Linked DNA regions of Homo sapiens: region 2 is linked to region 1. A link is a loop called in an ENCODE intact Hi-C map of the cell type or tissue named here. Cell type or tissue: Calu3. All regions are shown on one strand.

What was found. A loop is a pair of places that touch in the nucleus more often than their neighbours do. Peaks named below come from ENCODE experiments on the same cell type or tissue, not always from the same donor. Only the 100,000 strongest peaks of a DNase experiment are listed, where the experiment ranks them.
Region 2: it touches region 1 in a loop (9-fold over the local background); 9 of 110 quality-filtered maps call a loop at or near these places.

What each region holds. Positions count from the first base shown.
Region 1 is chr17:6,277,007-6,282,006 of GRCh38, reverse strand. No RefSeq gene overlaps it. Among named protein-coding and RNA genes, the nearest start is that of AIPL1, 160 kb to the left of the region's middle. In Calu3, no CTCF peak of the experiment used is centred here; a DNase peak (open chromatin) is centred at 2,106.
Region 2 is chr17:6,410,790-6,415,789 of GRCh38, reverse strand. No RefSeq gene overlaps it. Among named protein-coding and RNA genes, the nearest start is that of AIPL1, 22 kb to the left of the region's middle. In Calu3, a CTCF peak has its summit at 2,586 (motif pointing right); no DNase peak of the experiment used is centred here.

The sequences.
Region 1 (5,000 bases):
GAACAGACAAATCAGAGCACAGGATAGAGTCACAAGCTGATAGAGGGTGGCACTGAGGCAGAGGAAGAACATGGAAGCCTGGAAGGATTGATGGAAGAGGTAACACTTTGTGCTGGAGGCATCGAAGAGCCACTAAAGTGTTTTAAGAACGGAAGCTGATATGGTCAACTTTGTGTTTTATGGTGGGAGAAGGAACAGGACGAATTGGGGTAGGATATGGTGAACTCTACTATTGTGCTTAACCATTCACTCCCTCTTCCTGTAAGCAGGCTATATTTCCTTACCCATTCCTCTATGACTTGCAATGTTTCCATAGGTATTTGATGCCAGGCTGATCTTGTGATCTGTTTTGGCCAATTAAATGAGAGTAGAGTGACATACACCAATTCTGACCAGAAGCTTTAAAAGGCTGTGTTAGTTATCTACTGCTGCATAATGAATTACCCTTAAACATAGTGGCCCAACACAATAAATATTTATTATCTCACACAGTTTCTCTGGGAAAGGAGTCTAGGAGGAGCATTGCCGGTTGGTTCTGGCTCAGTCACCCTTGAGGTTTCAGCCAAGATATCAGTTGGGCCACAGTCATCCGAAGACTTGACTGGGGCTGGAGGATCTGCTTCCAAGGTGGCTCCCTCACATAGCCAGTAGTGCTGGCTGTTGGCAGGAGGCCTCCGTCCCTCACCACAACGTCTCCTCCATAAAGATGCCGAGTGTCCTAGTGACATGGCAGCTGGCCTGCCCCAGAGCAGTGCTCCAAGATCCAAGAATGAGCCACAGTGCTTTTATGACCTATTTTCAGAGACTACACACCAGCAGTTCTGCTATGGGCTGGTAATTATAAGTGGGTCACTAACTCCAACTTATACTCAAGGGGAGGAGAATTAAACTCCACCTCTCGAAGCAAGGAGTATAAAAACATTTGTAAAAAAGATTTTAAAACCACCACAGAGGCATTGCATTTTTGTGCTGCTCTCTCGCCTTTTCTTGCTAGGAAAATGGCATGTCTCAGACAGAGACTGTTGCTCCAGCCTGAATCCTGGATCCCGCCAGTGCAGGAGAGTTGCAACTAGATCTTGCTGTTGCAAGATTCTGAAACTGAGAGGTTGTTTGTTACTGCAGCATAACCAAGTGAAAACTGCCTGCTACAAGGTAGTAGGTCTGAAGTCAGGGAGACTGGCTGAGAAGATGGGATTTGGCCTAAGGCAGGGGAAGGGGACTTGGAAGGTGGAGTGGAGAGGGCTTTGGTGACTGATGTACCACGGGGAGAGGAAGTTGCCAAGAGAACTCCAGGAATACTTGCCTGATTGTATGGGGCTTACTCTGAAGGAAGCAGGATATTTTTTAAAAAAGACTAGAGAGCCCCCCTGGAGCAACTAGAAGAGGCTTCATGGAGGGGGAATCTGGTGGGAGGGGTTCTTCAAGGCTGGACTGGGTTGGGTGATCTACTGCCAGATAGTCTGCTGCAGCCTGGACAAGCTGAGCTCTGGCTTGGCTGGGGATGATGTTCCCAGGATTCATTCAGTCATTGACTCAAAAACTAACATTTATTGAGTACCTACTATGTGTTAGGAACATTTCTAAACTTTGGAAATATTAAGATAATCAGAGAAAAAGCTATAGCTGTCAAGAAGTTTAAAGTCTGGTAGGCTGAGTGTGGGTGGCTCACGCCTGTAATGCCTGCACTTTGGGAGGCTGAAGCGGGCGGATCACGACGTCAGGAGATCGAGACCAGCCTAGGAAACATGGTGAAACCCCATCTCTACTAAAATGCAAAAAACTAGCTGGGCATGGCAGCAGGAGCCTATAGTCCCAGCTACTCGGGAGCCTGAGGCAGGAGAATAGCTTGAACCCGGGAGGCGGAGGTTGCAGTGAGCTGAGATTGCACCACTGCACTCCAGCCTGGTGACAGAGCAAAACTCCATCTCACAAAAAAAAAAAAAAAAAAAAAGGAAAAAGAAAAAGAAAAAGAAAAAGAAAAGAAAAAGTCTGGTAGATGGGAGAGGCAATAAACAAGTAACTAGTGTTGGGATCTCCCTTATCTCCTGACCACTGTCTGTTCCACTAGGCGGGGATCTTTCTCCACCTTTCTCTGCCAGGACATCTGCAGGAACCTTTCTGGCACCACCCAGTGGCTCACCTGGCGGCTGTGATCTGAGTTTGGCCTGACAGGTGAACTTCCTTCCCCGTGCCCCGACTCGCCCATCTTTGTGTGTCAGCCTTGTCACGTGTTTCTGCACTGACCGTGCCTTGTGTGGATGGAGGTGTTACAGGTAAAGGCAACCTTGAAAGCAGTCCAGGGAGGACCATGCTTTTGGAAGCAAAATGTTTTGGCACCAGGGCCTGGTGTTCTCCATGTCTGACGCGTGACCTTCACGCTCCCAGTGACGACTGCTGTGCTGTTACCACAAAATCCAATTTCAAATGATATTTATTTTAGTATCATTGTCTCCATCTCTGTCTAATTTTATTCCTATAGTTTCTTCATGCTTCCATTGACAACATCGCTGTTCTCCAAGATGGTCATAAAATAGAGTCAAGGTACATCAGATTTCCTTCCCAGGGGTGATAAGTGCAGTAGAACAGAAATTCCTTTACTAAAGGAAAACATGTTTTCATTTTTATTGTTGAAGAATATATGCAAAATTTCCATGACACAAGATACTTGTTATTAGCCAGTAACTTTTATTATGAGTTTTTTTTTTCTTTCTTAGCAAAGTAGAAACTAATACAAGTGTTTCCCAAGGTTGGACAAAGACCGATCAGACAGAGGTCAAGGGAAGATTTGTCATTAATTTGACTCTGGCTGGGCAAAAGGAGGATGTTTCTGGAAGTTCATTCCTTTGTGTGGTGTCCAGAGCCCAAGTCCTAATCGAGGCTCCACCACTGACTAGCTGCAGGATCTTGGGCAATTCCATTGCCTGGTCTGAGCCTCAGTTTCTCTCCTATAAAATGAGGGCCTCCTGCAAATAGACACACTCAGACATTGCTGGTAGTAGTGAGAATTAGCACAGCCACTTTGCAGAGGAGTTTGGCAATATCCAGCCACACTGAAAATGCAACGAAAGCTAAGACCAGCAATTCCACATCTAGGTTTCCACCTTAGAGAAACCCCCCCAGGGGTGTGCAAGGGTATTTACTGCAGCACTAATTAATGACAAAAAAAAAAAGGGAAACAACTTAGATTTCAGGCAATCAGAGGAGTAACTGAATAAAATGGAGTCTATTCATAAAATAAAATTAAAAGCAATTAAAGGAATGTGCTAGATTCACGCAGCAATATGGATAAATCTCAAGACGATCATGTTGAATGAGAAGAGTGTGTTGCAGAAAGCAGAGAAGAAGGTTATGTTGAAATTCTACCCCTTATGCTGATCAACACACACGAAGCAATACTACGAATTATCAGGGGTTTCTGTGTCTATGCCAAAGTTTAAAAATGGAACCAGAGAAGTGCACATTTAATTCATGATCATGTTTGCCTTGGCAGGATGAAAGAAAATAGAATTAGGAATGAGGAAGAAAGAGACTTTGAGTCTGGCTGTCATGTCATAATACATATGTGATTTAAATTTTATAAATTTCTAAAAAGGAAGACAAAGCAAGTAACATGAACAAATTGTCAGTTCTGCATGGTGGATAAGTAGGTGCATATGGGGTGCTGATTTTATGTTTTTCCTGTATCTTTAAAATTTCTCAACAAAATTAAAAATGAAAGCATATGCATAAAAATAAGCTGGAGGCCGGGCACTGTGGCTCACGCCTGTAATCCCAGCAGTTTGGGAGGCCGAGGCAGGTGGATCACTTGAGGTCAGGAGTTCAAGATCAGCCTGGCCAACGTGATGAAACCCCATCTCTACTAAAAATACAAAAATTAGCTGGGCCTGGTGGTGTGCATCTGTAATCCCAGCTACTCGGGAGGCTGAGGCAGGAGAGTTGCTTGAACCTGGGAGGCGGAGGTTGCAGTGAGCCGAGATTGCACCAATGCACTCCAGCCTGGGTGACAGAGTGAAACTCTGAAAAAAAAAAAAATCCCTGGAAAGGGCTCATTAGAAGGAAAAAGGTGATTCAGTCCTTTGGTCCCAACTTGTTGGGCCTCTAGGGCTAAAGAGTGTGGACTGAGGGTTCCACATCTCTTGGGATTCCCACCCTGGGAAACTCTACCCACAGTAGCTCTTACTCATCAGCCCAAACCAGGGAAGCCTGTGAGCAGTTGGTGTTGCTAAAATGTGGTATGTGAACAGGAGAAGGTGGGAATATAACAGGAAAAGGAGGCCAAGGAGCCACTCACGAGAGACTGGGGTGGCAGATGGAGCAATCAGGGTTGAAAGCACCTTTGGAGTTTTCCAGGGTGACAGAGGTAATGGGGAGGAAACACTCTAAGATGTGAGTGTGGTGCAAGTGAATGAACAAAGATGTGATGGACATGGGCTTTAGGGAGCAGGAAGCCGGCTCAGAGCAGCTAGAGAATGGAGTGGGTGCGGAAGGAGGTGAAGCTGGAGGTGCGTGTTTGGGCCAGATTATGCAAAAGCTGTGAGTACCGTGCCCAGCAGGGAGGACTCTATGCTAAGGGGCCAGGGAAGCAGCAGGCCTTGTAAGCCACCCTCTGGCAGCTGGCAAGGAGGCTGGGATGGAGAGGAGGCCCTGGAGGCAGGGGGTGTGGGAAGGTCCCACTGTCCAGGTGAGCATCCATGGGCAAGGCTGTTCTGAATTGCAGCAGTGCCAGTGAGGAGGAGGAGTGAAACTGGCTGGCAGGCACGACTGCAGTAATTACAAACACCTGCTTTTGGGCAGGCCCACAGCTTAGCACTTCACACAAGTGGATTTTTAAAATCCCAATATCCCTAGGAGGTAAGTATCACGTCCATCATCTCCATTTTACAGATGAGGAAAGGGAGGCCAAGGGAAGTTAAGAAGCTTGTGTGGGGCTCCACCACCAGACAGTGGCAGAGCCAGGCTTTTCACCCAAGCGGTCTCCATTGGAGGCCAAGACTGGACCA
Region 2 (5,000 bases), 130 kb before region 1:
GCTTACCATGGTCCCAGGTGAGGCTGCGGAAAGGTGGGTCTTTTTGCTAACTGTCAGGTTTGCCCCCCAAAGGATCGGAAGTTCCAGGGGATAGTGGGTGAGAACCATCCCTGGAGGTGGGCACGAGGCCCCATTCATGCCAATGTCACTTTCTTTGCTGAAATATTGCCAGACCCTTTACCATCCTTAGACCAAGGCCGGGGCGTCCTTCCCTGGGCCTGGGCCTCAGGGGCCCCCCGCACTTTGGAAAGTCTTCCTTGGCATTTTCTTTACTTTTCTTTTTTTCTGAGACGAAGTTTCATTCTTGTCGCCCAGGCTGGAGTGCAGTGGCGCGATCTCGGCTCACCACAACCTCTGCATCCCAGGTTCAAGTGACTCTCCTGCCTTAGCCTCCTGAGTAGCTGGGATTACAGGCACCTGACACCACGCCCAGCTAATGTTTGTATTTTTAGTAGAGATGGGGTTTCACCATGTTGGTCAGGCTGGTCTCGAACTCCTGACCTTAGTTGATTCGCTCGCCTCGGCCTCCCAAAGTGCTGGGATTACGGGCGTGCACCACCGCGCCCGGCCCTTTCTTGGCATTTTCTAAATGCCTTTTCTAGTTGCCTGAGCCTGGACAGGGGTCCTAGTGCCCTCTGGCCAGGGAGCCCCAAGACCAGACTGAGACATGGGTGGGCCCTTGTCATAGTGCCCTAGGGCTTCAGTCACAGAGCCACACACTAAGAAGCTTCTTGTCTCGCAGCAATGGAGATGGGAAGTCTGAAATCAAGGTGTCGCCAGGGCTCTGAAGACCCCAGGGAAGGGTCTGCCCTGGCCTCTCTCCTGTCTTCCGGTAGCTTCAGGCCGTGGCTTGTAGATGGCCATCTTCGCCCTGTGTCTGCTTACATTGTCTTCCTTCCGTGACTGTCTTTGTGCCCAAACTCCTTCTTTTTATAAGGACACTTATATTGCATTAGCACCTGCCCCCAAATGATCTCATTTTAACTGGATTATCTCTTCAAAGACCCTGTTTCTAAATAAGATCACACTCTGAGGTTCTAGGGGTTAGGACTTCAACACATCTTTTGGGAGGAGGACACGATTCAACCCAAAATAGTCCTGGTTTGGTCCCTGTTCTTAGGGGCACTGTCTTATCCTCTATCCCTCTAACCCCTTCCCACCTTCAACTGTGGGGTCTACTAGATGGGGAGAGCCAGGGTGCATACCCATGGGGCCATCCCAGAGCCCTGTGGCGGGACCCTGGTTCCAGAAGGGAAGCCTAGAGAGCAGGTTGCCCCTGTTGGCTGGGGTGGTATTTCTTTCACGGGATTGTGCAAGACTAAGCAGCCAGCATGGTGGTGGGACATGCTGAATTTGGGGTGACTCAAATTTCTGATATAGATGTGTATTTCATAACATTTTCCTGAGCCCTGAACACCACGGGTTGGCCCTGTTCTGCCAGCCCCTCCCACACTGGGGAATGGCCCTCCCAGGGCCAGCGTCTGCAACCCCAGGGATGTCCAGCCTGGGCGACAGGATGTACCCCATCATTCCCTGTCTTTCCCCTATGTCATATCTCCACCTCCCAACACTCCCTGAAGGACTGTTGGAGTTAGAGTGACCCCCAATTAGAGTATTAATTATGTAGCCACAGTGAGCCTCTCTCTGGGTAATTGGAACAGAGGCACTGAGCTTGCCCTTGTCTCTGAGCAAGAGGAATTACTGATGGTCCTCAGAACACTGCAGCCTGGTCCCTGCTGCCACTCCTGCCCAGCCTGGAGACAGCGCACCTGGGGACTGGCCCTTCTTACTATTGGGAAACTCCTTCTTCCACCTGTGGGAGTCTGAGGGGGGCCAGGAGCCAGTGGGTGGGACTCAAGAAGGATACTCAGCCTCTGCAGATGGGGCTCATTGTCCCTGATGAATGGGAGCGGCCCAGACAGGAGAAGAGATAAGAAGTGTAAGGGCACAGCTGGGACACGGAGGCTGGGAGTTGAAGTTAGACCACAGTGGCATCTCATATTGTCCCAGCTTGCCACAGCCCTCACTTGGGAGGGGGCTATTGGCACCCGACCTGGGATTTGTCCTGCCTGGGACATGGGTTGAAGGCCAGAGCAGGCACTGAATATGGGGTGAGTCTGCGGCCAGGGTAGGGCTCAGAGAGAGCCCAGGTGGAGGCCAGTATGTACCTGTATAGGACAAGAGTCATGGGAGAAAAGGCTGCCAAGATTGAACAGGACCAGATCCAGGGGACCTTGAATGCCAGGGAGGGGCCTCTGAAAAGCTTCCACTGGCAAGGGAAATGATCAGATGAATATTCTAGAAAGATGTCTCTGTGGCAGGTGTAAGGTTGCATTGAAAGGGGGAGATCAATTTGGAGACTGCTGTAATAGTTTCGGCAAGAGAGCAGCATTGGAAGAGAAGAGGCCCATGTAAGATGCTGGTGCAGCAGAAGTCCTGTAATGTGGTGGAGGAAGTTTGGGAATGGCAGCCACTTACAGTTGTGCAGGTTGTGCATTGAACAATTCCAGCACTGTCTCCACCCCCTACTCCTCAATTTCATTGTCATCTATCTTAGATATGTGTAGTTACTACAAGTTCCCAATAGATGGCAGGAAAGTGTTTTGAGGAAGGGGGTAGCTTTTTCTAATTTGCAGTCCCCATATTGGCTAGTGGTGAGGCTGTGTTTGAGCTAAGCTGATCTGTGAAATGTTAGTTTCTGATGGCAGGGCCTGAGGATGTCCAGATCTGACACTGGACAGTATCAGCTGGCCAGAGCCCAAACTAGGAGCAATGACCACCCCAACTGATGCCTGGAACCCTGGGCTTTTCTCTGTACCCAGCAGAATCTCATCCGTGAAGGGCATGGCATTGAGGAGGGATGGCCAGGACTGGGATTGGGTGGTTAAGATAGGATGAGGGGTGGTGGTCTCTGGGTTGGTCACCCTACTGGCTGGCCTCCAGCATGGCTGTTAGGCTCTTGAAGGACCCCTTTCCCAGGAAGTTCTGGGGGATTTCCGTCCACTGTGCCCCAGATCTGTGTCTGTCTTCTTGGATTCTGTCCTGAGGGTAGGGTGAGTCTTAATTTCCAGCTGGAGTACAGGTGTCCTGCTCCTCCTTCTTGGGACCCGGTTCAAGACTCCCATGTAGCCCCTTCCTCTTTGATAATTAATATGTTAGCCAGCAAAGAGTTTGGTCAAGCTGCCGTACTGTGCTGGTTGTCTCCCGTTGGTCTCTTCAATCCACTCTCCACCCTCCTTCCTGCACCCTGCTCTGGAAGATGATCCTGTGGGTGATACGCCGATGGCTCCCTCTGGCTTCCAGTGGGTTCTTCCCATTGGAAGCCCCTGTAGGAGATTGGGGGCTGGAGGAGAGTGGGGTCAGGGCTTTTGTTCCCCCAGCTTTCTTCCTTGTGTAGGTGGGGGTCTTCTGTCCTGACTGTTTAATACGCTGATCTGTCAGGCAGCCCTCTGCACCCGCTCTCCCTGCACTAGTTCATTCTTTTCTTTTCTCTTTCTTTCTTTCTCTTTCTTTCTTTCTCTTTTCTTTCTTCTCTCTCTCTTTCTTCTCTCTCTTTCTTCTCTCTCTCTTTCTTCTCTCTCCTTCCTTCTTTCTCTCTCCCTTCCCTTCCTTCCTCTCTCTTTCTTTCCTTCCTTCCTTCCTTCCTTCTTCTTTCTTTCTTTCTTTCTTTCTTTCTTTCTTTCTTTCTTTCTTTCTTTCTTTCTTTCTTTCTTTCTTTCTTTCTTGTCTTTCTCTCTATGGAGTTTCACTCTTGTTGCCGAGTCTGGAGTGCAATGGCATGATCTCGGCTCACTGCAACCTCTGCCTCCTCAGTTCAAGGGATTCTCCTGCCTCAACTTCCCGAGTAGCTGGGATTACAGGCATGCACCACTACACCCGGCTAATTTTGTGTTTTTAGTAGAGATGGGGTTTTATCATATTACTCAGGCTGGTCTTGAACTCCTGAGGCCTCAGGTGATCTGCCCGCCTTGGGTTCCCAAAGTGCTAGGATTACAGTCGTGAGCCATTGCGCCCGGCCTGCGCTGGTTTCTTATTGCTACTATAACAAATCTACAAACCCACATTTATTATCTTACAGTTCTGGAGTTCAGAAATCTGAAATGGGTCACATGGGACTGGAATCAATGATTGGTTGACTTTAGTCCTGTTGGTAGGATTGCATTCCTTCTGGAGGCTCTAGCGGGGAATTCGTTCCTTGCCTTTCCCAGCTTCTAGAGGCTCCTGCATGTCTTGGCTCATGGCCACATCACTCCAGCCTGTTTCTGTTGTCACATGTCCTTCTCTGACTCTTCTGCCTCCTTTTTTTCTTTTTTTGAGATGGAGTTTTGCTCTTGTCATCCAGGCTGGGGTGCAGTGGTGCAATCTCAGCTCACTGCCATCTCTGCCTCCTGGGTTCAAGCGATTATCCTGCCTCAGCCTCCCAAGTAGCTGGGATTACAGGCACCCACCACCATGCCCAGCTAATTTTTGTATTTTTAGTAGAGATGGGGTTTCACCATGTTGGCCAGGCTGGTCTCGAACTCCTGACCTCAGGTGATCGGCCCGCCCCTGCCTCCCAAAGTGTTGGGATTACAGGCATGAGCTACCACGCTCGGCCTTCTGCCTCCGTCTTATAAGGAGCCTTGTGGTTACACTGGGCCCACCCAGATAATCCAGGATGATCTCCCCATTTTAAGACTTTTGGCTGGGCGCGATGGCTCACGCCTATAATCCCAGTACTTTGGGAGGCGGAGGTGGGCGGATCACGAGGTCAGGAGATCAAGACCATCCTGGCTAGTGCAGTGAAACCCCGTGTCTACTAAAAATACATAAAATTAGCTGGGCGTGGTGGCGGGCGCCTGTAGTCCCAGCTACTTGGGAGGCTGAGGCAGGAGAATGGTGTGAACCCAGGAGGTGGAGCTTGCAGTGAGCCGAGATGGCACTACTGCACTCCAGCCTGGGTGTCAGAGCGAGACCCCATCTCAAAAAAAAAAAAAAAAGACTTTTCACTTGGTCACGCC